Linked DNA regions of Mus musculus: all the other regions are linked to region 3. The links are chromatin loops, found by intact Hi-C in ENCODE. Cell type or tissue: heart. All regions are shown on one strand. Region 1 holds the start of Gan (giant axonal neuropathy). Region 2 overlaps Cmip (c-Maf inducing protein). Region 3 holds the start of Cmip (c-Maf inducing protein).

Evidence for each region. A loop is a pair of places that touch in the nucleus more often than their neighbours do. Peaks named below come from ENCODE experiments on the same cell type or tissue, not always from the same donor. Only the 100,000 strongest peaks of a DNase experiment are listed, where the experiment ranks them.
Region 1: a loop joins it to region 3, with 5 times the contacts of the local background. A loop is called at or near these places in 3 of 42 quality-filtered maps.
Region 2: a loop joins it to region 3, with 4 times the contacts of the local background. A loop is called at or near these places in 9 of 42 quality-filtered maps.

Annotation. Positions count from the first base shown.
Region 1 is chr8:117,154,507-117,162,506 of GRCm38, reverse strand. Gan (giant axonal neuropathy) reads right to left here and starts at 4,526. Exons shown (of 11, transcript NM_001081151.2): 1 at 4,206-4,526. The coding sequence starts at 4,372. In heart, a CTCF peak has its summit at 4,303; a DNase peak (open chromatin) is centred at 4,576; H3K4me3 peaks cover 2,616 bases; H3K27ac peaks cover 1,759 bases.
Region 2 is chr8:117,336,608-117,344,607 of GRCm38, reverse strand. The region is part of intron 1 of Cmip (c-Maf inducing protein); the gene reads right to left. Among named protein-coding and RNA genes, the nearest start is that of Gm51554, 25 kb to the right of the region's middle. In heart, no CTCF peak of the experiment used is centred here; DNase peaks (open chromatin) are centred at 885, 3,557, 4,157 and 4,957; H3K4me3 peaks cover 389 bases; H3K27ac peaks cover 1,629 bases.
Region 3 is chr8:117,254,681-117,262,680 of GRCm38, reverse strand. It overlaps Cmip (c-Maf inducing protein), which reads right to left and starts at 5,662. Exons shown (of 21, transcript NM_001163262.1): 1 at 5,280-5,662. The coding sequence starts at 5,579. In heart, no CTCF peak of the experiment used is centred here; DNase peaks (open chromatin) are centred at 3,060, 4,350, 5,350 and 6,070; H3K4me3 peaks cover 4,275 bases; H3K27ac peaks cover 4,575 bases.

The sequences.
Region 1 (8,000 bases), 100 kb after region 3:
GGATGTTAACAATTTCTATGCTACTATGAAACTTGGCTCTCCAATAGAGCTCATGTCAGCCTCCTTCAGTATTTTTCTCCACACTACCCATGAGTCAAATCTTAGATTTCAATGGCAAAACAGGATTGTCAATAATTAGGCCTGGAATGTACCCAAGTTAACAGTGTGAAACAAGTGCTCCTTACGACACAACGCTACTGGCTGCATTCCTACAGAACACCCAACAAAGTCCTACAGGGCAAGGCAAGGGGGGGGGGGCTTCTTGGCGTCAGTGCATATATGATGACATACACAGAACTAGAAAGAGACAACCCCTCTACTACACACATGAAAAGCAAAGGAAAGACCCTCACGGTTACATATTACACGATCTTTAACACCATATGGCACAGTCAACTTCAACCAATAAGGAAAGCAGGTCCTACAAAAAGTTCAAGATGACCAGAACCAGACTGCAAAGATGAGCATCTCACTGCACCTTCACTAGACCAACCAGAAAACAAACGAACAAAGCCATTCCCACTGTCAGCTGACTCATCAAAGGGTTGAAAAAAAATAAATCTTGGGGAACTCTTTACTGTCCAGGACTGAATGCTACACAGTATCATCACAGGTCCCAGAAATGTGTAAATTCTGCAAAGTGCACACAGGACCAGGAACCTGAACAGAGTCACTTTCATGTCACTTCACAAGCACAGAAAGATTTTCAAATCTCTGTCACCTGCATCACCTCCAAGAGCAACTTGAGAGGGAAGGGCAGAGCTTCCCATCAGGTCAACGGGACTGAGCTGGATACAGAAGAGCTTCAGACAGAAAGCGAGGCAAACTGTGCAGCACTCCAAAGCAATTCCTTACACACTCAAGGAGCCATTCCCTGGGGGGAGTCAGAGTTGCTGAGAAAGGAAAGATGGCGAGCATCGTAGCCGAGAGCACAGTCCTGCATTTCTGAGGCTCACAGCTGCATTGAGGTCTAGTTTCCCCAGCAAGCTATAACCAAATGCCGGGCAGGACAGGCCTGTGGGGAAGGCAGCTTCCTGTGATGCACAGATCACGGGAGGATCTGCTCGTCTCCCCTGAGCACCAGGACACTCGAACTTCAGAACACACAGGCTCAACCTCAGACCTTCCTCCGCTGGCGATGAGGGATTTATTGCTGAAACTAAGTTTCCTGGCATTTCCCCTTTTTACTGAAAATCTTTTTTTAACATGGCATGCTTGAAATTGGCTATTTATTGAGAGGACAAACGCTAGAAAGCACAAGAAAAGACTAAACCAGTAAGTTATACCACAAGACCTTTGAAGAGTAAGTAGAAAATATGTCGACCATGTGGCCATCTTTCCTAAAGTGACAAAGTTGGGCTGGCGTCCTAGACTACACACGGTTAGACCTCCTGTGACATTTATTCTATCTAGGGTAAGGGCATGGAACAAATCCATACTTTAGATTTATAGATAAAAAACATCACAGACCTAATTCATTTTGTTTCAATGCCATTTCAACAAAGCTACATTTTAAAACTCCAATAGCACTGGTGTCAAAAGTTATTAAGCTGGGGGCTGGAGAGATGGCTCGGTAGCTATGAGCTCTGGCTGCTTTTCCAGGGAACACAGGTTCAGTTCCCAGCACCCTTATGGCAGCTTATAATCATCTGTAACTCCAGAGGAGTCAACGACCTCATCGGCATCTGCAGGCATTTCACACATGTGGTACACAGACACACATGCAGGCAAAAAGCCTATTCACATAAAATAAAAAGAAATAATTGAAAAAAATTTATCAAGATACATTACATATATGAAATTATCCAAGAATAAAAATATTCTAAAAATAAATAAAAACAAAAAAAAATGAAGCTTTGTTTTTAAGTAGTAATTCAGGTTACTTTGGAATACCCTTGGAATTAATAATCTAGAAATATCACAGGGATGGCCTAGCATTTCAGTAGTCAAACTTAACACAGCCTGTTAATAAAGAAAATTCAATTTATTGGTAAAATATTAACATTACTTTCCCTACCAGTTGCAAAAACTGGTTAAAAATGAAAATCCAAATAGCTCAGTCTATGAGCATGTTGACAAGCATTTCAGTCAGTGGTCTGCAAGCCCCTAAAGCTGCAATTCTTTAACACAGTCCTTCACGCTGTGGTGACCCCTCCCCAAACCATAAAATAGTTTTTGTTGCTATTTCACAACTCTAATTGTGCTACCATTATGAATCTCTATGTAAATTTCAGTATCTTCTTATGGTCTTAGGTAACCCCTGGAAAAGGGTCATCTGACCCCCAAGGGGTTGCAACCCATAAAACGAGACTACTGATTTAAATGATAAAATATAGAGCCATCAAGTGTTGGTTTTATCCCAAGTACATCCAAATACAACCGATGTTGTCATCTGGAACAGTGGAATCAGGACATTATGCATAGTAAACTTGGGAGTGGACTCCTAGCTCAACCACGAAGCACCAGGAGCCTCGACATCTAAGTTGGTAACATCCTCTGAGACACCATTTTTCTACTTGGAAACTGACAAGCCATGGCCCAGAGGAAATCTATCCTAACTGCTGGACAGACTTGCATGGAGAGCTGTTGAGGGTCTGAAGCTAATTACACATTTCTTTGTAGGTGCCTCGGAGATTAAATGGCACAAAACCACACTGTGCCCCTCATTTGTCATTTTAATGAGCGGGAGTCAAGACTAAATCATCCCCAACAACCCACAGCAGGCAGGTAAGAGCTGAGACAGAAGCAGATCTCCAGACTGCCCAGGGCGGTGCTCCTCTCAACCAGTTCACATGGCAATACAACAGAGCCAAACCTCTGATGTCCACTGGGAAGCGAGGTAATCACTCATTCAACACATGTATTCTGGCACCAGGCACCAGTCCCTCTAGGAAGGTCCCAGCAAGAAACAAAAGAAAAATCCTTGGCCTACTGACTTTACATTGTGGCTCACGGAGATGAGCAAAATACAGGGTTTACTGCAGTGGTAAGTATCACAGAGAAAGATGGAGACAGTGTTTCAGGATATGCGACTTTAGAGCTGGGTGCCATTTAAGGATCTGTAACAATACTGCATCCATTGTAGTTTTCCTAAGCATTTCCCAAACTAGGATTACTCTGTTACGGGAAAGGTCTGGCCTGGAAATTCAGTTTGATTGACTGCCTTAACCTCTGAACTGCCAGCCCTGAGCTGTCATATTGGTGATCTAAATTTCTTGTTCACAGACACCTGACCCCTAAGTCCACAAAGAGCCCAATGTTGTAAGGCCAGGCTAGGCTAAAAGCCAGAAGTTTCAAGGGCACTTGGATTGCTTCTGGAGTTCGAAGGTCTCCAAAAGCAAAGATTCAAGAACAGCATATGTGTCCGAGTTCTGCTGGGACAGAGCCCTAAGAAACGGCATACACATAATTTTCCATTTTCTGATCTGTCAATTCTAGTGACATTGCTATCATTCGTCTATATTTAACCAGCTTACTGGGCACTTTCTCTACCTTTTAGTGCCCCCCCCCACCCCCCATATTAAAAGAGCAAACCAGTTTGCCTGAAGGAAAGTTGCTAAAGAAAAGACAGGAGCCCATCTCACAAATTCTGATCCGATGCTATAAGCTTGGTCTCAACCTTTTCATTAACCTAGTAAACTGGGCTAAGGTTTGCGTCGCTTAAGTTTTACAGTGCCCTCTTGGTGGTTACAATCGCTGGGTCCTCGGTGGTAACTGTAGCCAAAGAACGACCCCGGGTCTTCTCAAATTCGCAACAGTTTTGCCTGTTTGTAACAAGGGAGTGGCAAAGTGACAGTTGGGCTTTGGGGGTGGGGGCTTCCCACCGACCTCTTACAGGGTTCTCCTTCTGCCTAAGCCGCGGGTGTTTGTTTTGGCTTCCCCGCGCAAAACCTGGCCGGCCCACTGTGCGGTGACTCGGAGGTAAAACTTCTGCGGGGCTCCGCGGGCCGGGCGGGGCCTGTCGGGGCGAAGGGGCGGCTCTTCCCGGAGCAGCCCCGCCCTGCTCGCGGGTGCGGGTCCAGGACGGCCTGTACACCGTGTTTGGGGCTTTTGCGGACCTCCAGGGACTCCGGGATCGGGGCGATCTCGGTGGAGAGGCCCATGGGCGCCCGAGGGGCGCGGCGGCAGAGCCACTGGAGCCGCAGGCGGCCAGGCCAGAGAGAGAGGGAGGGATGCGGAGGCGATGGGCGGCGGCGCCCGCTCACCTGATGTACGGGCTGGCCGCCGCCAGGATGTTCTTCTGCACCGGGATCTCCTCGCCGTCGAGGACCAGATGCGCGTCGCAGAAACGCGCCTCCTCCCGGAACGAGCTGAGCGCCCGCAGCAGGCGCGCGGCGTGCTGAGGGTCGGACACAGCGCTGCCCTCGGCCATCGCGCCTCCCGCTCCTCCGCCGCCACCTGCCCGACCCGCCCGCCCGAGTCCCGCGCACGTCCCCGCCGGCCACTCCTCGCGTCCGCTCGCCCGCCCGCCCGGACTGAGTGAAGCTCTGGAGTCAGAGCTGGAAGTTCAACAACGCGCCTGCGCCATCGGCAGCGCGTGCGGACGGCGCCTTTAAGGAGCTGTGCCGTTGCGTCATCTTTCCGCGACGCCCCCGCGCCCCGCCCTACCTCGCAGCAGCCAATCAGAAGGGCTGGGCTGCGAGCGCCGGGCGCGCCCACGGGCTGTGCTTGGTGCGGGCGGAAGGGTTTAGCGGTTCCGCGGTATCCAATTCCCAGTCTCGGCGAACCGAGTGCTCTCAGTGTGGAAGGGAGTGAGACGCAGAGTGAAGCCGAGGACTTATTATTCCTTTCGCGGGAGTTACGCCTCGCTACGTTCACGTCCATTAGTTCCGGGCAGAACGCGGAGTCCGCCAGAAGCCTTCGCTGAAGACGTCGCGAGTGAAGCGAGAGAAACAAGCAGTTTTGCAAGGCTGTGGCAAGGAAGGTGTTTTCCTCTTGCAATTGGGGACCGGGAGCAATGGAAGGGTTTTAAATACCGCGGTAGGGGTAAGGTGTTCCGAAGGTTTCTAAGATCGGGGTCTTTAAAGCAGATCGATGCCAAGATTAGATAGTGGGCTGGATAAAAGGACTCTGTGGTATATGCCCTCCCTTCCGCCCCCGCACAAGAGTACAATTGGGAAGGAGAGGGGGTCCAGTTAATTGCATGATTGCCATCCCTACCTTTTAGGAAAGATAAAGTCTGAAAGACTAGGGGGTATGAAGGCCAGATGTTCGGATGGTGGGGGCTAGACTTCCCACAGAGACAGATCAAGGCTGTGGTACTAAGCACCCCTGGGTGTGCTCACTCTGCAGGGCGAGCCTCGTCTGTGTCCCTGGAAGTTGCTGAAGGTGCTTGGGAGTGGAGGAAGTAGCTACCATTTTGTGCAAACATTAGGTGCTCGAGGCTACAGAGAATTAAGTCTTATGAGGACCAAGGATCAGAACATTGGGGCAGCATTCAAAGTAAGGCAGGATGTGGTTTTCAGTGCGTCAGCACAGCCTCCCGTAGTCCAAAGGCCCCAAGGAAAGTCTTGGTTTTCACCCTGGAAGCAGCAAGGCTTTGGCGTCACTGATAGGAATCAGAGTATAAACTATACTCAAGATAGGAGACTAGGGGAGTAAAGTCAAGGAAGTTACTAGTAGAAGATCGATACATTTCCAGTTTCCATTTCAAACACAGTATCTATACCTGCAGTGATAAAAGTATCTAGACTCTAAACCAGGAGGTGGTGACGCAAGCCTTTAATCCCAGCACCGGGGAGGCAGAGGCAGGCAGGTCTCTGTGAGTTCCTGGCCCACCGAGAGAGTTCCAGAACAGCCAGGGGCTACATAGAGAAACCCTGTCTTGAAAAACCAAAGAGACAACCCCCGCATCCAAAAAAAAAAAAAAAGTAAGCTGTGTCAAAACTAAGGTCTGGGAAAGCAGAGCTGAGTAGAGCTAACAAGGAACTGTGAGTTACTAATTAGTAAGGCCTGTAGTGGGCTGTGTTGTATACAGCCTCTGTATTTGTGCCTATTGAGAAAATATAATAATAAAATAATGCAGGCCTGTTTTCACATAGTGCTTCTGGGCTCAGTCAACACTCTTTTGTTTAAGTAGTTGATGTGTTTTGAACATTGCTCTGTAAGACGCTTTTTTTATCCATATGACTAGCTCGCTTCCGTGTTTATTGTGGCCTGGCACGATTTCCAGGTGCCAAGCCCTTCTTGGTATCAGAGTACCTGGTACAAAGTGCTCCTCACTTAGGGTTGGATGGCTGGTGGGTGGTGTTTTATTTTAAGTGTGAATATTAAATAAATGTTTCCTGGGTTGTATTTTTTTGTTCTTGTGCATTTTCTCTCTGTTGTGCTGTTGTTGAAAGTGGATGATGTGAGTGTGTGGGGGTGGGGGTGGGGTTGGTCTCTAGAGTGCTTGCTGTGCAACCATGAGGACCAGAGCTCTACATCCGGCACCCATGGAAAGCCAGGCTCTGCAGTATGCACTTGTGATCCTGCCAGGGGTCGGAGAAGGTGCTGGGAGATGGGCAAGAACATCCCTGGGACTTGGTGGCCAGCCAGTTTATCGAGAATCAGAATCCTAAGGACCCTGTTTCAAAAGCAATGTAGAAAGGTGGTTGAGGAAAGACCCCTGATGTCAGCCTCTGGTGTCTTCAGATGCTTGCACACTTACCCCTCTTCCCTAACTTCCCTCGACCCCCACGATGTATACGACTAGGAGAGCTTTACACGATGCAGGTATTTGATACAAACGTATTCGTTGATTGTAATGATGGTCTATTCTTCAAATGCCAGAGGTTCCGAAATAAACAGCTCTGATAACAGAGTGCTGGCCAGTTGTCTGAGGATGGGAAGGTTCTCTGTCTCCACAGAAGCACCTGGGAGTGAGTGTAGGTCAGGCAGACGCTTCCTGGTAGAGATGAACTTGCAGTGTTTCCCTTGGAAAGGGACAGCATATGTGTGGCAGAGGCGCCTAACAGTCGTTATCAGTCGGGAGGAAGGTGGCTACTGGCTGGTGCACCTGCGCCACAGGACACAACAGCACCTCCACTGTTTCCAGGCATCCCCATCACTCAGTGTGCTTGCTGAACTCTGAGTCACCCTTGAAACTCAGCTCGAACATGACTGTCTGTGAGCCTCCTCCTTGTCCTGCCTCCCAGGACAAGGTAGGCAAGTGCTATATTCATCACACTGTGTTGTATTAGTTTATTATGGTGCTGGGATCCAGCTCAAGGCTTTGTGTGTGTTGGGAAGTTGCTGCAACATTGAACCAACTCCCCATCCCGGCCATTCTGAGCTCCTGGATTGCATGCTTTAGTGGTACACCTTCTTCCTCTGCTGGGTGGTGAGCACTTCGGAGGAATGGTGGGTGTTGGATGCATCTGTGATACCTGGGCTGCCTGATGCCTAGCAGATGCTCCCACCTCAAACATTAGTTAGCAAATCAGGTAAGAGAAGAGTGATGTAGGATGCTGAGCTGAAAAACACATCCCCTCAACACCAACTGATTGCCATATGTGGTTAAGTGGTAGCAACTCATCACACTTACGGGGAAGAAAATCTCATGGGTCTGCAGCCAAGATCTGGCTTTAATCTCATCTCAAAGATCATCAGAAAACCATCAGCTCCCTTTGGAGGGAGTTGATCCCACTGATGCTAGGCCCAAGGTAAAATGTATCCAGTTGAGTTCAGTTGTCAGTATTCAGCCTGGTGCTAAGGGGTAGGAGGAGTCCTGGGGGCTGGAGGAACAGCTCCCTGTCCCCAGAGAAGAGCAGCCCTGGCTGTGTCTTGGAATGCTTTGCAGCCATTGTTGATGTTGCTCAAACCGATCTGTCCTTGATATTAGTTCTGATCATTAAAGTTGTTATACAATGTTATTGTTTCCCAGCATTCCATAGGTATCAGATAGCAGTTATTGTGAAACAGGCCATCTGAGAGAGATCCCATATTGCCTGGCCAGTTTCAGTCTCTGTTGACGACACTGAATTCACAGCCTCCCTCCTCTCTCTCCCTCTCCCCCCTCC
Region 2 (8,000 bases), 82 kb before region 3:
AGGAGTGTGCAAGAGGAGGGCTCTTCAGGTGCCAGTAAAACGCTGTCTAAGGAAGGCCTAGGGAGCCAAGGGGCGTTGGTCAGTGTCAGTCGGCATAGAGAATGCAAAGCCTGATGAGTCACACTTGGATTGGCTACCTGGAAAACTCGGGAGTTGGCCTCTGTCTTGCAAAGACTCTGAAGAGTAAAATGCCACATGGAAATTACCCATGCCAGGGATCAGGAGTACAACCTGGGACACACATTCACACATGACACATGTTCACACACACAGACATGTGACACACACATATTTACACATAGCACGCATTCATATATGGCACATAGAAGGCACACATATTCACCACAGCACATGCATACATCATACACATTCATATGTTCCTCCACAAACATTCACCCATACCCCATCTACATACACATTCACACATGAGCATACAAAACCCCTCCACCCACATATTCACAGGCATACACAGAACACCCTACACATCAATATGCAACACACATGTATCAGTGTATACACACCACACCCCTACAAACACAAAACATGCACGTGTTTGTGTGCCTGTATCCACACCCCTAAACATATATACATACATGAGCACTCATGTAAACATGTCCACACCCTCTGTGCATATTCAGTTTGGACGCACATATACAATGTTCCACATTTAAATATAAGTGTATATCGCACACTCCCGTGTGTATTATAAATGTATGTGTGTATACACACGCACACAAATACACAGCTTCATTCACCTGAACTCATGTTTACATGTGAGCAAAGATTCCTTTGCAGAGGCCTGGCAGCCTGTACTGCACCCAGAGCAGAAACAGGGGCTTCCGGGATCCAAGCCATGACAAAGCAGAAGTGGTGTGGGGACACTCACAGCGCCTGGAAATGCTCTGCTCACCAACAAGTAGGGCTCACACGCTCAAGGCACACGCCCAGAGCTCAAGCAGCACCTTGTCATCTCTGAAAGCCCTCACACGCCAGCATCACCTCACACAGCGCTGCAGAGACTCGGCTATAAGAACCCCTCCTTTTCCACGCCTGTGACTTCTCACCCCTGGTGCCACTTAAGAACCAACTTCCTTCTCTCGTGTAAAAGACACTCACACAGATTCAGGAGCCCGTCCTCTGTAAATCCGGATTGATTGTGCCGGGACAGAGCAACCAATGAGTCCAAAGAATACGATGACTGGGTGGGGGCAGCTGACCCTGCCGAGGCCGGTACTTAATTCTACCCAGGACCAATCCAGGGAACCTAGGACTACATGAAAGGAGAAATGGATTCCCTGACTGAGGCTTGTTTACACTGTTCTTGTGCTGGGTGGGTGCGATTTAAAAGCTCCTTAAAGTAGCCGCATTCCGCTAAGATGGGAAGGTGCCTTCCGGTCAGTGTGGGCTATACTAGTGGTAAGAGCCAAGCCTGCTTCCTCTTTAGGAAGAAAGCAGAAGTGGAGATGGAATGTCACTGAGGAGACTCGAGGGGTCACAACAAGGTGGCAGGAGTCAAAATCTCACCCCCACCCCCACCCCACCCCTCCAGGATCTTCACTATGTAGTATGTCCCTCTGGCTGTCCTAGAACTCACTATGTAGACCACACTACCCTTGAACTCTATCTGCCTCTGCCCCCCAGGGGCCAGGATTAAAGATGGGTGTGTACTCCCAACACCCAGGGGGTCAATTGCATAAACAATGAGTCAAGGTTACTTATTTCCTGAGACAGAAAGTAAAACAGGAACCTGTCTTTCTCAAAGAGAAGGTGGCCCACCTAGATCCAGATGGAGGTTTCAGACAGCGGATTATTTTATACTCACCTCAACTCTAGGTGGAGAAACTGAGACACTGAGGGAGTGACTGGTTCATCCGAGCTCAAGGTCAGACACTCACCCCAAGATTCTGACCTCTGCCTCAGCACGTCCAGTCCCACTGCCTCACCGCAATGAGGTACCCCACACATGATTCACAGAATCTAGGAGGCCAGGGGCAGAGTTCTGGGAAGCCCTGAACATCAACGTGATGTCCTGGAGAGAGGCCTATGTTAACTGTTTCTGGGTGTTCTCATGGGAAGCCCCTGAAGAGGGATCTCTGCCGGTCATCTGACATTTGGATGTCACCAGGGTGGAGGTGACACTGTTCTGTTCAGGGAAAGGATGGCCACAGAACCAGGCATGGGCACCTATGTCCGCTTGGAGTGCCACTAGGCAGAGGTTAGACAAATGCCTACGGAAGGGCAGATGCCCTAAGCCAGGCATGGAGAACTCACAAGTCCAAGACTATGACATGAGTACCCCACCCCGGCAATAAGGGAATGAATTTAAAAAATAACCATTTATTTAAAAAATAACCATTTAAAAAATTTAAAAAATAGCCATTTAAAAAATAACAAGGACAAATTTAAAAATAAAAATTAAAAAATAACCATTTAAAAAATTTTAAAAATAACCATTTAAAAAATAACAAGGACAAGGAGGAAGGATGCAGAGGTCGGCCTGTTAGCCTCCACACACATGTGCTGCTCATATGCACGTGAGTGTGTATGTGTGCGCACACACAAAACACACACACGCACAGCAAAATAACCCCAAAAGTTCCAAGATAAGAAATATCTGAGGTTTGAGGGAGCATGGGCCAGGACATTGAGGGGGACAGAATCCCTCAGCAGGTGGACTTGTTGGTCAAGGCATCTTGACCACATATGAAGGCTGGTGTCTTAATCACTTAGCTGTCATGGTGGTCAACTACTTGGCTCTCATTCTGTTTCTTCATTTGGACAGAGAGGGCAAGCATTTGGCAAGCTGAGGAGTTGTACGGCGGGGTTTTGCGGGGGGGGGGGGGGGGGGGGCGGCTCAAGGTTACTCTGCACGGTGGTTTGAAAGAGAATGCCCCTCCCCACAAAGGCCCATACATTTGAATGCTTGGTCCCCAGGGAAAGGAATTGTTTGGAAAGGATAGAAAATGTGGCTTCGTTCTAGATGTCTCCCCAAGGTATGGGTTTTAAGGTCTATGAGGCCCTGGTCATTCCCAGTTAGCATCTTTCTCTCTGCCTCATGTTTGTACATTAGGGATGTAAACTACTGCCCCAGCCCCACGCCTACCTGCCTGCTAATGACATGTTCATCACCACTGTGATCACGGACGGACTCACTCTCTTGAAACTGTAAGCCCTCAATAAATTTTTTTCCTTCTATCCATCAGGAGCCTTGGTAATACTGTCTTATCACAGCAATACAAAAGTAAGACTCTCTGGAGATCAGAGAACTGTTTTCAGCCTATTCACTGACATCTGTAACCATCCTTACACACTATGATGAATAATGTCAGTCAGACCCACTTCTAGTCTGGGTTACCTGGGGTGAGACATCCCACCCTGAATGCGGGCAGCATGTTAATCCAGATTAAGCTCAAGCATCCACTGGAAGAAATCGAGAATCACCGGGGAGATGAGCCTGTAGGCATGCGTGTATAGGGCCATCCTTATTTGGCTGAGGTGACATCACCCAACCTCCGTGGCACCATTCCCTGGGCTGGGACCCTGGGCTGTTTACAGATAATAAGCTGAACATCAACTTTCACCTCTCTGCTTCCTGACCTGGAAGGCAGAGTGACCACGTCCCTGCCGCTACAACTCCCAAGGACAGCAACCTTGAACCATGGGCCAAAATAAACTCATCGCTTTGGTAAGAGTGCTTTATCACAGAAACAGAAAAATAATGAAGGCACGGTTCCATGAGCCTTAATTCATCCTGGTCTGAACAGAGAGGAGAAAGCAGCCGCTCCCGGCTGCAGACGGCAACGTGGATCTCTGCCTCGATTTCCCTACCCTGACAGACTGTCCCACCCCCGCCCCACCCCACCCCCTCACCCCGCAGAACATAAACCAAAACAAACCCTCTGTAAGTTGCTTCTGATCAGGTATTTGTCCACAAGAAGGTCAATCATAGATGTACCAATAGGTGGCGGCTTCTGACTCCATGCAGACTCTGCGCTTAGAGCCAAGGATGGATTCATGTGGTTCCAGACCTTGAACTCAAGAGGCAGGGAACTAAGACACTTAACAAATGAAATCTACCCACTGGGGCAACTGCTTATCCTGCGGCCCAAGCACTGGTGACAGCTCTCACTGGTTCCCCTCAAAGTTGGCCACAAAACTCAGGAGGGGAGAGAGAGAGAGGGTGCGGTTCGAATGAGGAAAGCAGATGCAGAGGTCAGCAGTCAGCGTTAGCAAGAACAGCTTGCTGCTCCAGATTGCAGAAGTTCATTCGTGTGAGAAACAGTGGAGGGGGTGGGGGAGGGGCCCAGCACCCAGGTGATGTAGCAAGAGGAGGGGGCGGGGCAGGGCGGGGCAGGGCGGGGCACAGTCTCACCCAGGGCCATCCCTGCCCTGAGGTCTTATATCAGAATTAAAAAAAAAAAAAAAAAAAAAAAAAAAAAGGTTTCCCAAAAGCAAGAAGACCCGCTATACCATTCCTGAGCAAGCAAACCATCTTTTTTGATTCTCTTGCATGTCTAATAATGACTTAACAAACTCGATTTCCAAAACAACTCCAGAGACCAACAAGCCTTCCCCAAGGGCCCTGCAAACACCATCACCAATCCCAATGTTAACAGTTGGTAAAGCTGTACCATAGGGTACAGACTCTGCTGGGCTTGAGGAAATAATCTCATTGGGGGGAGGGGGGGTCCTCTGACAAGGCGGCCCCGGCCTATAGAATCACACTGCGGCAAGGGCTTTCCCCAGGTGGCTGCCCCCAACTGTGCAACTGTGAACAAGACTCCGCAGCACAGTCCACAGCAGGGGGATCCCCACCTAATGCAGCATTTGGAGGTTCCAGGGCCTGCCTGAACCCCCGGGGTAGTCACGTAGCACCAGTGTGTGTTCCTTCCCAGCTGCCTAATCGAATTTCCTGTGTATGAATATAAACACTGTTGTCTGACCCACAGTGAACTTGTAAACAGTGCGATGGTATCAGCCGTAATAGACAGGGTTTCCCAGAGCGGAAGGACACTGTTACTTTTGCTTCGATTGGAAGCGGACTCAATTTCCACGGGATAGAGATAAAATTGATAGCCGTAGAAGGAGTCAACTTGATGGGGGGGGGGGGGGGGAAGGAATAACTTTTATTGCCCAAGACCGCTGCAGTCAGGGTTTCTAATGTCACGTGTGGGCTGTGACCTTAATGCTGTCTTGTGGTTTCTTGGAATGAGGCCACTCTCCTACGTTCTTTGGAGTGGACAGAACATCAGAGTGACCTGGCTGAACTGTCAGAGAGACATCGCCACCGCAAAGCTTAAAGAAACACAGACAAAAAGTTACCTAATCATCTCTCTACCCAAATCAGGCTCTCTCTGTATGTGTGTGCGCGTGCGCACACATTCCTGCAGGTGTATGAGTGCACCTGTGTGTAAGCACGTATTAATTGTTAAAACTCCGCATATCGTTCACTTCTGACTAATCGGTGGAGTTTAGGGGATAATCTCATCAGGAGCCATCTACCTTGTTTTGTTTGTCCGTCCTTCTTGGGGACTTGGGTTTTACTGGGAGTTCACATATGCCCAACTCTGTTGTCCCTGAGGACCAGGTAGGTTTAGAACTCAGGTCCCCTGCCTGCTAGCATGTCACCATTCCAACACCAGGCTCAATAAGGGGGAGCAATGGCAGCCCAGAGCAGACTCACCAGGGAGAAGAGACAACAGGAAACACATGGGCCACTATGAACTCACACGGTAAACACTCTGCCTCACCCCAGTTCAAATGTAAGCCAGCATTTCTTGTTCCCTGTGTCTGTCCCCAGGGTTTCTGCTTCTTCACTGCCCACAGGTTATGATAGAGTATGCTGGCTTCAGGTACCCTCTGAGAGCCGGGCACAGTCAGCCTTAGCTCAGAACTACTTCCTCCTGATGCCTGGTCAAGGGCAACACTCAGCTATCCAAATATGTTTTCCCACAATAAAATGGGTAGGAACAAAGACAGCACCTGCCTAATTGGGTGATGTTTTAGGATGCAAGGAGATGGGGAAGGGGTGGGGGCTGTGCAATCCAGGAACAAGACACTGGTAGATAGATAATCACTGTCTAGAACAGCCTGCTCAGAGGTCCCAATGCATGCCACATCTGCCAACTGCCCAAGGCACTGAGCCTGGGCTCTGTTCCTCCTGTCATATCTCCCTGTCAAGTACTTTACCCATACAACCCTTTACCACCTCAGAGACTTGCTGTCACTTCAGAACACCACAAGAGTCAGCATGGTGGCGCACGCCTTTGATCCCAGCCCTTGGGAAGCAGAAGCAGGAAGGTGTCTGAATTCTGTGCTAGCTTGGTCAACAGTGGGGAGTTCTGGGACAGCGAGGGCTACACAGAGAAGCCCAGTCTTAGAAAGAAAAAAAGAAAGAAAGAAAGAAAGGAGAGAGGGAGGGAGGGAGGGAGGGAGGGAGGGAGGGAGGGAGGGAGGGAGACAGACACACGGACACACACAGATACAGACACACACACCTCAGTCTATCTAAGCATTATGGACTGCGCCCAGGTCCTTTGCCAATGCTAAGCAACCCCTGTGTCTTCGACTCCAGACTCACACTCTCAGGAGCAGACAGACCTAAGATGGTGGGCAGGTTATACCAAGTCCCACGCCATCTGCTGTGAGGTCTCTAGCATGCTCCTTTTACAGAATCAGTTACTCAAGAACCCTGCCGTGCATCGGGTTCAAAGAGAACCAACACACCATGTGACCACACCTACTGAGGCAGGTCAAAAAGGGCAGAACTGGGGACAGTAACAACAGCCTAGTGTGTGGGGGCATAGGTGCCAGATATACTCTACTGTGAATCTGCCCTAAGCAAGTGTTGGTTAGGCTTGTGAAAATTTGCTGGAGAAGACCTCCTATGAATGCTTCTGGATACATTAACGTCAGACCTATGCATGCTGCTGGCTACATTACATCAGTCCTCCCACAAATGCTGCTGCTGTATACATTACGTCAGACCTCCCATCAATCCTGCTGGATACATTAACCTCAGACCTCCCATTTGTGTGCTGCTGGATACATTAAAGTCTACATGTTTGTTTTCTATATAATGTTGGTCTGCTAGGTTTTCTCATTTGTAAAATGGGAGGTTGGTGGCCTGTTAAAAGACTCCTGCTACATCTCATGGCCTTCTGCCTCTGGTAGGTTCCACCCACTTCACCCAAAGGCCATGAGCTCAGAGCCCATGCTGGCAGCAGCTCTAGGTTGCGCTAATGACAACTCGAAGTTCCAGAGGTCAAGACTACGTTGACACTAACAGAATTAGCAACTGACCTATACACACTTAGAGAGACTTGAGGGAAGAAATCCTAGCCAGGGGTGGTGGGGCATACCTATAATCTCAGCACTGAGGCAGGGGAATCATGAGTTCAAGGCCAGCCTGAACAGTGAAGCTGTCTCAGAGAAAGACTGAGAGAGCGATCAATTCTATAGTATGTGTATTTTTACCACCATTTTATAAAAGCAATAAACATAAAGTCTAAAGGAACATTCAACTCTCAGACCCCAGTGCTTGTATCCTGGAACTCACTCTGTAGACCAGGCTGGCCTCAAACTCAGAGCCTCTGCCTCCCAAGTGCTGGGATTACAGGCATGCGCCACCACTGCCCAGCCAAGTATTTCTTTTTAAAATAGAAATAGCATTCCATAAGGAATAAGAAACACCAAGAAGTAACCCAGGGACTGGCTAGGTTGGCCAGGACACACAGCCAACAGGGAGAGGCACAACAGGTAACAGGGAGAGCCACTCCATCTAGCTGTGTGACCTCAGGCAAGTGACTTGACCCCTCTATTCCTTCATGTTTCATATGAAAGAATTCAACTAAAAAATACTGTGAATGCGGAATAAGCAAAATAGCACAGTGTCAAAGCAAGGCCAGTGAGTCCTGGGCAATAACAGTCCCCGGGAGTCCTGGAAGAACTGTAGAGGACAGAGAGTAGCGATGGCCCAAAGCTGCAGAGAAACAGAAAAT
Region 3 (8,000 bases):
GATGACCACCAAGGACTCTAGACGCACGAGGTGAAGCTACATCCTGCCCCTGTACTTTGGATGCATTTGGTAATGTGCACACTGATTCAATTACACACACACACACACACACATATACACATACACTCACACACAAACATATGTACATACACACATAGACATATACATGTATTTCTTTAAAATCACATAGATGATATTTTTTAAAGAACCCCTTGAGAAACTCTTCTAAACTGCCTGAAACAACCTTACAACCTCAACTCAGGAACTCTGCAGTCACCTCTAACTTCCCCAAGGATTCTGTGTACCTCAAGTGACTGCCCCTCTTTAAATAGCAAAGATTTTTACTTTAAAAAAAAAAAAAGATTCTTTTTGGTGCGGGGGCGGGGAGGGGGGGAGGAGGCGGAGGAGACAAGTTTGTGTGTGTGGAGGTCAGGACAACTTGCAGGAGTCTCTCCTTCCACCTCCTGGTCCCAAGGATCATACTCGGGTAGTAGGACTTTTAAGTGCTGAGCCATCTTGGCTGCCATAACCCTTCCATTTCCACAGAGCTCATTCAGGAGGCTCTGTCTCATCATGAAAACTCTTCCTGACTGTGTGCTGGCTGTCCCACTACCAGAACCGGTGTCAACATCTCAATTATCACCATAATAAATGAGGTAAACTGTCACCCTGCACATGAAGACAAATAAAGGCCCCCTCAGGGAAAGCAAGGTGCCCAAAGTTCCACAGCCAGGAAGCTGCCACCTCAGGCTCCAGCCGTGCTCCACGTGACTACGGTAAAACCGAAGTTTGTTCTGCCCCACGGTGGGGGCGCTGCTATAGCTCCTTTAATCCTTTAATCAAGGGCGTAACTAGACCATCTCAAATATCCATTCCAATGAAATGCCAGGCTGGTCCCCTTAGAGAGAGGTGGTGAGGGAGGGAAAGTGGCCGGTGGTGGGTCCCCTAGGGCACTTTGCCTTTGGAATAATTCAGCTCCTGGGCTCCCCACAAAATGCCCAGAAAGTCCTAAGCCACCCGGGGTCCCAAAAACACAAGGCTTCCTTGTGGTCCCAGTAGGAGAGCACCCAGCAAAACACCTTCTACCAGGAAGGGTACCGGTGGTCTGATTGGGCAGCTCTCCTTAAAACGCACTGTCTTCCTACAGCGGGTGGAAGGCAGGCCATCCTGCCCAACCACAGAGAACAGTGTTCATCTCTCGTCCTGACCATCCCTGCCCCCCATTTCTGAACACACAACTACCTAGGAAACAAATCTGATGTTCTCCGATATCTACTCGTGACATTTATAAAATAAAATAAATAAATAAAGCGCTTACTAAATGGCAGAGTCATGAACGGAGGGAGGAAAGGATGGAGCGGACAGAGGAGGGACCTACGTGGCAAAACAGGAAAAAAAAATGTTAGCTCATACTCCAGCATTCGTGTGCTCATAGATGGGATCTCTGGGGACTGGAGGGTTTCATTCTCAAGAGGAAAAAAAAAAAGAAAATCCCAGCATTTGGAGGGAAGGGCCACGCAGTAGATCTCAGAGCATTCTGCTGAAACTAAATCCAAGTTCATAGGATGGATGCTCAGACAAGCCCCGGAGGGGGAAAAAGAGGCATGGACAGGAACAACCAGATTCCCAGAGATGTTGGGAGTCAGCGCAGCCGTGCAGACAATGTGAACGGCAGCCCTGGAGGAAAGCGGCTGGAGAATAAAGACTCCTCCTGTCCCTTGTGTCCGAATCCCTGCTCAGCAAGCAAAGGAAGAAAGAAAGGGCTTTGCAGATCAGACCCGCCATTCTGAAACCGATTGTTTAGTTTTTGTTTTGTTCTGGTTTGTTTTCAACCGTGAGATGAAATAAAAGGTAGGAGTGCTTTTTTTTTTTTTTTTTTTGTAGTTCTTTGGTGCAGTGGAAACAAAGGGTAGAGACAAAAGACAAACACGTCTAGCAGGTGATCAAATTTAGCCAAGCAACCAACGGCAGGCAAGATGGATGCCTGTCCTCTCCAACGAGGACACCTCTACAAAAATCTGGGCTCGTTGTAGGTTCCAACCTATAACAAGGTAGGCAGCCACGGCTGAGCCCAGGAAGACCCAGGGATAGGCAAGTACACGTGAGGACTGAGACAATGCATGGGCAGATCGGCCTTTCCTCAAGAAGGTCCAGCCTCTGTCCTTCAGCGACCCCCCACGATCCCTCCTACAGATGCTAGAGACCTCCTCCCCTTTGTTGACAAGCATTCCGGTTCCAAAGGATCCAAAGTCTCCCAAGTTCATCAAACCTGGCCTGGCTTCTGCTGGGGTTTAATCAGTAACCAGACTAGTAGACAGCACAGGGCAAGCTCTGACCTGACCCCACGGAGGGCAAAGTTTACAGCCAGGTCAGGGGAGGGGAGTCAGGTCTGGTGGCACCAATCTCCCTTTTAGGTCTCCTGACCCAGGGAACTAAAAGATTTCCACAATAAGTGTGTCACCAGCTGGAAAGCCAGACCAGAAGGGACTGAGAGACAACCCCCCCACGAAACTTGGCTTGCACCCCAGCACGGGGCAAGCTGGGGTCTAGGAAGCCTCTATCCCTCGCAGTTCAGGTATAGACAGCGGACTCAGTGGATGGTTTGGGCAAAGGAGTGGATTGTTTGTTGACAGATTTAAAGCCTGATCAGTCACTGTGGGTTCAGTTCCTGAAGTCCACCCAATTAACTGGCTAGCCCCCCAAACAATTCTCAACTAAGCTTCTTACAGACCACATACGTCTCACCCCTGTGGGAGACACACTCCGACACGGGCGACTCAAGGCTGGGCCAGGGGCTACCAGTGGTTTTCTGGGAATGAACTGCACTCAAATTCACCTTTGTTTCATTTGAGCAAACATTTCTCAATACAGTGGTTGGGCCGCACTATAAAATGCAGACAGGTTACATAATGCCCAGGCCTAAGGGAACCCCAAGGAGGCTCCTCCACTTCCTAGGGAACGGACACAAAGCAAATATCTCGGACACAAAGCAAATATCTTGACATGGGACAAGATCCCTAGTAGCAAACCCCAACCCCACCTCTGGCCTGGAGACCAATGCTACAGGCCCTGGTGGCCACACCTCCATCCACACAGGCCCTAGGGGGGTGGGGGAGTCACACACCTCCACTAGAGGCCTCCACTGGAGCCCCCACCCTCGTTGACGCCCCCACAAAGCACGAGCTACATGGATGGAATTCCCTCATGCCAGGTGAAGAATTAGAAGGGCGGGATTATACCAGCCTGGGCCATGTTTCCAGTTCCTTTTTCCCCATTTTCTGACACACAACACCGCTCCACCAAGACCAGACTTGTGCCTCAGACAACCCGGGGCCAAACACAGGACTCAGGTGTTCCTCGGAGGTAGCCCCCCCCACACACACACACACACACACCTCAGCTGGCATGAGTGGGTCGGGGGACCTGGCTGCTGGGGACTCTCTGGTCTGATTCCTTACTGCTCTCTTCCAACAGACAGACCTCTTGAGCAGCCAGGGAAAGTAGGGGGCCTCTAGCCTGAGGTAGTCAAAGATCAGCTAGCCACACAGTGACTGTGCCCCGGGAGGACCAGGGAATGTCCTGTCCTTCCTATAGCGGGTCACCGTTCCTCTCAACTACTGGCCTTCGCTGACAACTCCTTGGCATTTTGAGGGATGGCAGGGAGAAGAACAGAGCCTAAAAAGACACCCCCACCCCCAACTCAGCCAGGTACTAAAGCTAAAGCCAAACTTGGGGTCTCCAGAGCCGAGGGAAGGTTACCAGGCACCTCTGGGACCTGAAACCCTCGGTACTAGCCAATCAAATGGAGATCAAGGCCGAAGCCTATGACTCAAGGCAGGTTTAAGAACACACACCAGCCTAGGAGAAGACCGGGCCACCTCCCGGCAACCCTCAATCCTCCTGGGGACAAAGTCTGCAGTTACTGCACCAACATGCCCACAGCCTAGGGGGAAAAAAAAAACCAAAAAATTGGTGGTTTTGAGTATATCAGAGCCAAAATTCAGAATAAATGTCCTCATGTACCACAAAGGGGTAGGGGAAGTGGACTCAGGCAGCAGGGTGTCTAGGCTAACTTTTCCCCACTCCCCATTCCTCGGAGCATGTGTCACAGTTTGTGACACACCACCAAGGGAACATGGATGCCGAGGCAATGTCTACACACGCTACACATTTGTGGCATGCATGTAAGCAACACCCTGTTTCCTGGCTGGGCTTTCTTGGCACAGGTGTGAGCAAGGCGGTGCACTCTGCCCCCTCCCATGATGTTTAGTAAACACCACGGAGCCTGCCACGGGGGTACGGTCCGTTCTAGACAAGAAGGGGGCCCCTACAAAGATAAGTCCCCAAGCGCCAGGCTAAGGCCCAGCCAGAGCCTGTATTTGAAACTGCCCTTGTTGGAAAACACAAAGCATCCTGTATAGGCCCTGCCCACCGCCCCCACTCCCCCTCCTCGACCCCACCACAGCTGTCTGTCCCCAGGAGGAAGAAGGCCACCATTTGCAGATTCGATTTCCGAAAGCAACTAGTAAGATCCTCCTTTCTCCATCTCATCCAGCTGACCTGGCCCTGGCCACACAGCAAAAAAAAAAAAAAAAAAAAAAAAAAAAAAAAAAACTGTAACAAAACAGGACGCAGCCACAAAACATGCTTACACACGCTCCACAGACAACGCAAGGGCAGGCTGGGCAGCCCAGCTGCTTCTACCCAGAGAACTCGACTATCCCAGGGTCTGAGCGGGTCCAGGACCTCGGCCCCCTGCCCCCCACCCTCCAACCTCCTAACGTGCGAAGGAGATTTTTAGAAAGGGCAGGCACCCGGTTTTGCCTTGCCAGGCCCGGCAGGGGAAAAAAAAAAGGGTAAAGGCAGGCTAAAGCAAACGCAGGAGTTGCTTTCTGGAAATTGTTGGCGCTGGGGGGTTACGGCTTTTATGGAGGAGAGGGTTGCGTTTTGTTTTCTCCTGTAGCTCAGATCCAGATGGGCAACGAGTTCAGAAAAGGAACAAACACCACTATCCTCAGGGCCCAGTCTAGGGTCCCAGACATCAGAAACGCAAGCGTTTAGGCAAAAGTCCCCAAGCGCTCAGCCCGGGTGGGCTAAGTGTCCAGGACACGAAAGAGGATTCCCATAGCCTGCCTTGGAGGATCAAGTCTAGAGGTTCCAGCCCAGCCCCGTGCGCAGGCCGGGACTAGGGGGCCGCGCGCTCGGAGACAAGCAGCGGGGCGCCTCGGTCCCGAGGGACCCCAGCTTGGGAAGCCCCACGGCCACGCAGGGCCACTCACCGTGGCGGATGCTAAGCTGTTGTCGGCCAGCGTTAGGTGGTGCGGCTCCCAGCGCCTCAGGAATTTGGAGGTGAGGATCTTGCTGAGAAAGGTCCGAGGGTGCCGGATGACACAGACCTGAATGTCGCCCTCCTGCAGCAGCTTGTACCTCATCCCGTTGCAAAGCAGCAGGGCCCGGCGGCAAGGCACGGCGCCCATCACCTTGGTGCCCTCGGGGCCAGACACGTCGCTCCCAAGCAGCGGCTTGGTCTCCTCGATCTGCCGGGGGTCGCCGCCGCCCGAGCTGCTCGTCACATCCATGGCCGCGCCGGGGCGGGGGCCGCGCGCGCGATCGCGGCTGGCGTGGGGCCGGGCCGGCGGGGCCCCCGCGGAGGGCCCGCACCCCCCCACCGCCGGGAAGGTGGGGGGGCGTGGGCTGGGGGCGCCCCGCGGGGACGAACGGGAGCGCGCGGGGGCAGGCGGGGGCGCGCGGGGCGCTTCCTGGGCTGCTTCCTTCTAGCTGCTGGGGCGCATGCCGGCGCGAACGGGTTGGCGACTGCGGCGAGGGCGGCGGGCGATCGCGGGGCGCAGAGAGGATCGGGTCCTCGGGGGGCGGGGGCGGCGCCGGGGACGGCGGGCGCGGGCGTGTCTCGGCCTCGCGCGGGCGCGCTGTGCGGTGCGTGTGTCCGCGTCCGTCCGCGAGTGTGTGCTGCGGGCGGGGGCCGCGCCGGCTGCCGGGGAGATTGCGGGAGGCTGGCGCGCGCGATTGGTCCCCGCGGGGTCATGTGCCCGCCCTCTGACGTCAATGGCGGCAACAGCGGCTTCGGCCTCCCCGGGGCGGGCGGAGTCCGGGATGGGCCGGGCCCCGGGCGGGGACTTGGTGGAGGCGGGCGCGGCCCGACGGGAGGGGCGGCCCCTGGGGAGGGGGCCGGGGTTGGGCAAGCGTCGACAGTCCCCGCGCCGCGCCCCGGAATGTGGGTAGTGTTCGAGGGGACGTCACGCGGGCCGCGCCCCCGAGGGTGCACAGCTGAGCACTAGCCCTGCGCCCCTAACCACCACGCCATCCTGGGCCGGGCTTGGGAAATAAAGTCAGCCCCATGACCAAGAGGATGCCGACCAGTACTTCCCCTTCCTAGTCCAAGACTGGGCCGAAAGCTGGGGTTCTGCCCGCTGCACCCCTGACACCGCCTTTCCAACACAAGCTGCTTCCCCAGGGATGGCCAGATGGGTCCACAGAACAGTTTCTTGGGGTTGAAACTATCCCGCTCCACAGAGCTATGCATGGTCGCTCACCACTACAAGCTCAGTACTCAGGGGGGGCTGAGGCAGGAGGATTGCTGTGGGCGCAAGGCCAGTTTGAGCTACATAGTAAATTTCAGGCCAGTCGAGACAGAAGGCCCTGTTTTTAAAAACAAAATAAGATAAATAAATAGGACTGGGGGTGTACCTCAGTTGTCAGGAGAGTGTTTATCTACCATGCACAAGACCCTAGATTGGTTCTCGGACACTACATCACTACCTAACCCCACAAGGTGGCATGAGCATATAATCCTAGCTCTAAGGAAGTTGGAAGCAAGCACTTGAATTCAAGGTCATCTTTGGCTGTGCGTTCGAAGCCAACTTGTAGTATATGTCTGAGAAGAGAAGAGAAGAGAAGAGAAGAGAAGAGAAGAGAAGAGAAGAGAAGGGAAGGGAAGGGAAGGGAAGGGAAGGGAAGGGAAGGGAAGGGAAGGGAAGGGAAGGGAAGGGAAGGGAAGGGAAGGGAAGGGAAGGGAAGGGAAGGGAAGGGAAGGGAAGGGAAGGGAAGGGAAGAGAAAATTTTAAGGAAATGCCCCCTCCCTCTTCTGAAATAGCCCCCACAGAAGGCCTCTTCTCTGGTCTTTGATGCTTCCTGGCCTTTGCTTTGGGAGGCAGTACTGGGAGAGGACACCAACCCTCAGCGTCCTGAGGAGAGCCCCTCCAAGGGTCTCAGGAAACAAATCTCCCCCAGAGTGATCTAGCAGCCTTGGGTTCCACCCACACCACAGGCCATTCCAGAGTCTCAGACTAAACCTGGCCAACCCTGGTCTTCAGTTCCCACACTAGGACAGGCATCAAATGGGCCAATGTGACAACTTGGAGACAATAAAAAAAGTCCCCTTCCGTCATTGGTGGGGAGGAGCCCTTCCACACGTCTTCCTCATCTCCAGTCCCCGGCAAGTCAAATCTCTAACACCTACAACTGGTCTCAAGAGATGGTGAAATTGCTTCGAACACAAGTTCACATCCCCAGAATTCACAGACACTGACTTGGTCCCAGGTGACTATAATCCCAGTGCTTCTACTACAAAATGGGAACAGAGAAAAGAAAAATCCACCATAAGACCACGGGCCAGCTAGCGTGGCATACACAGTGGCAGTACAGGAGACCCTGTGTCAAACAAGGTGGAAAACAAAAACACCCAAGATTGACCTCTGACCTCTACACAAGTGCTGTGACATGTGCATGTCTGCATTCACTCATGAACGTGCACACAAATACACCATGCACACACACACAAGCTCTCTCTGCCTCCTATGAGTACTGAATGCCCCAGTAGTAGTGAATGCAAGCGTTGACCTGGGTTTCACTATATAGTGAATAGCACAGAAAGTTCTTAGCGTCCCTGAGATGGGACTATTTACTTATGCCAGCTCTTGAAGGCACACTAAGAACAGCCGTCAGGGGCTAGGAAGAGGAGGAGACAGGTTTCAGCTTGCCTC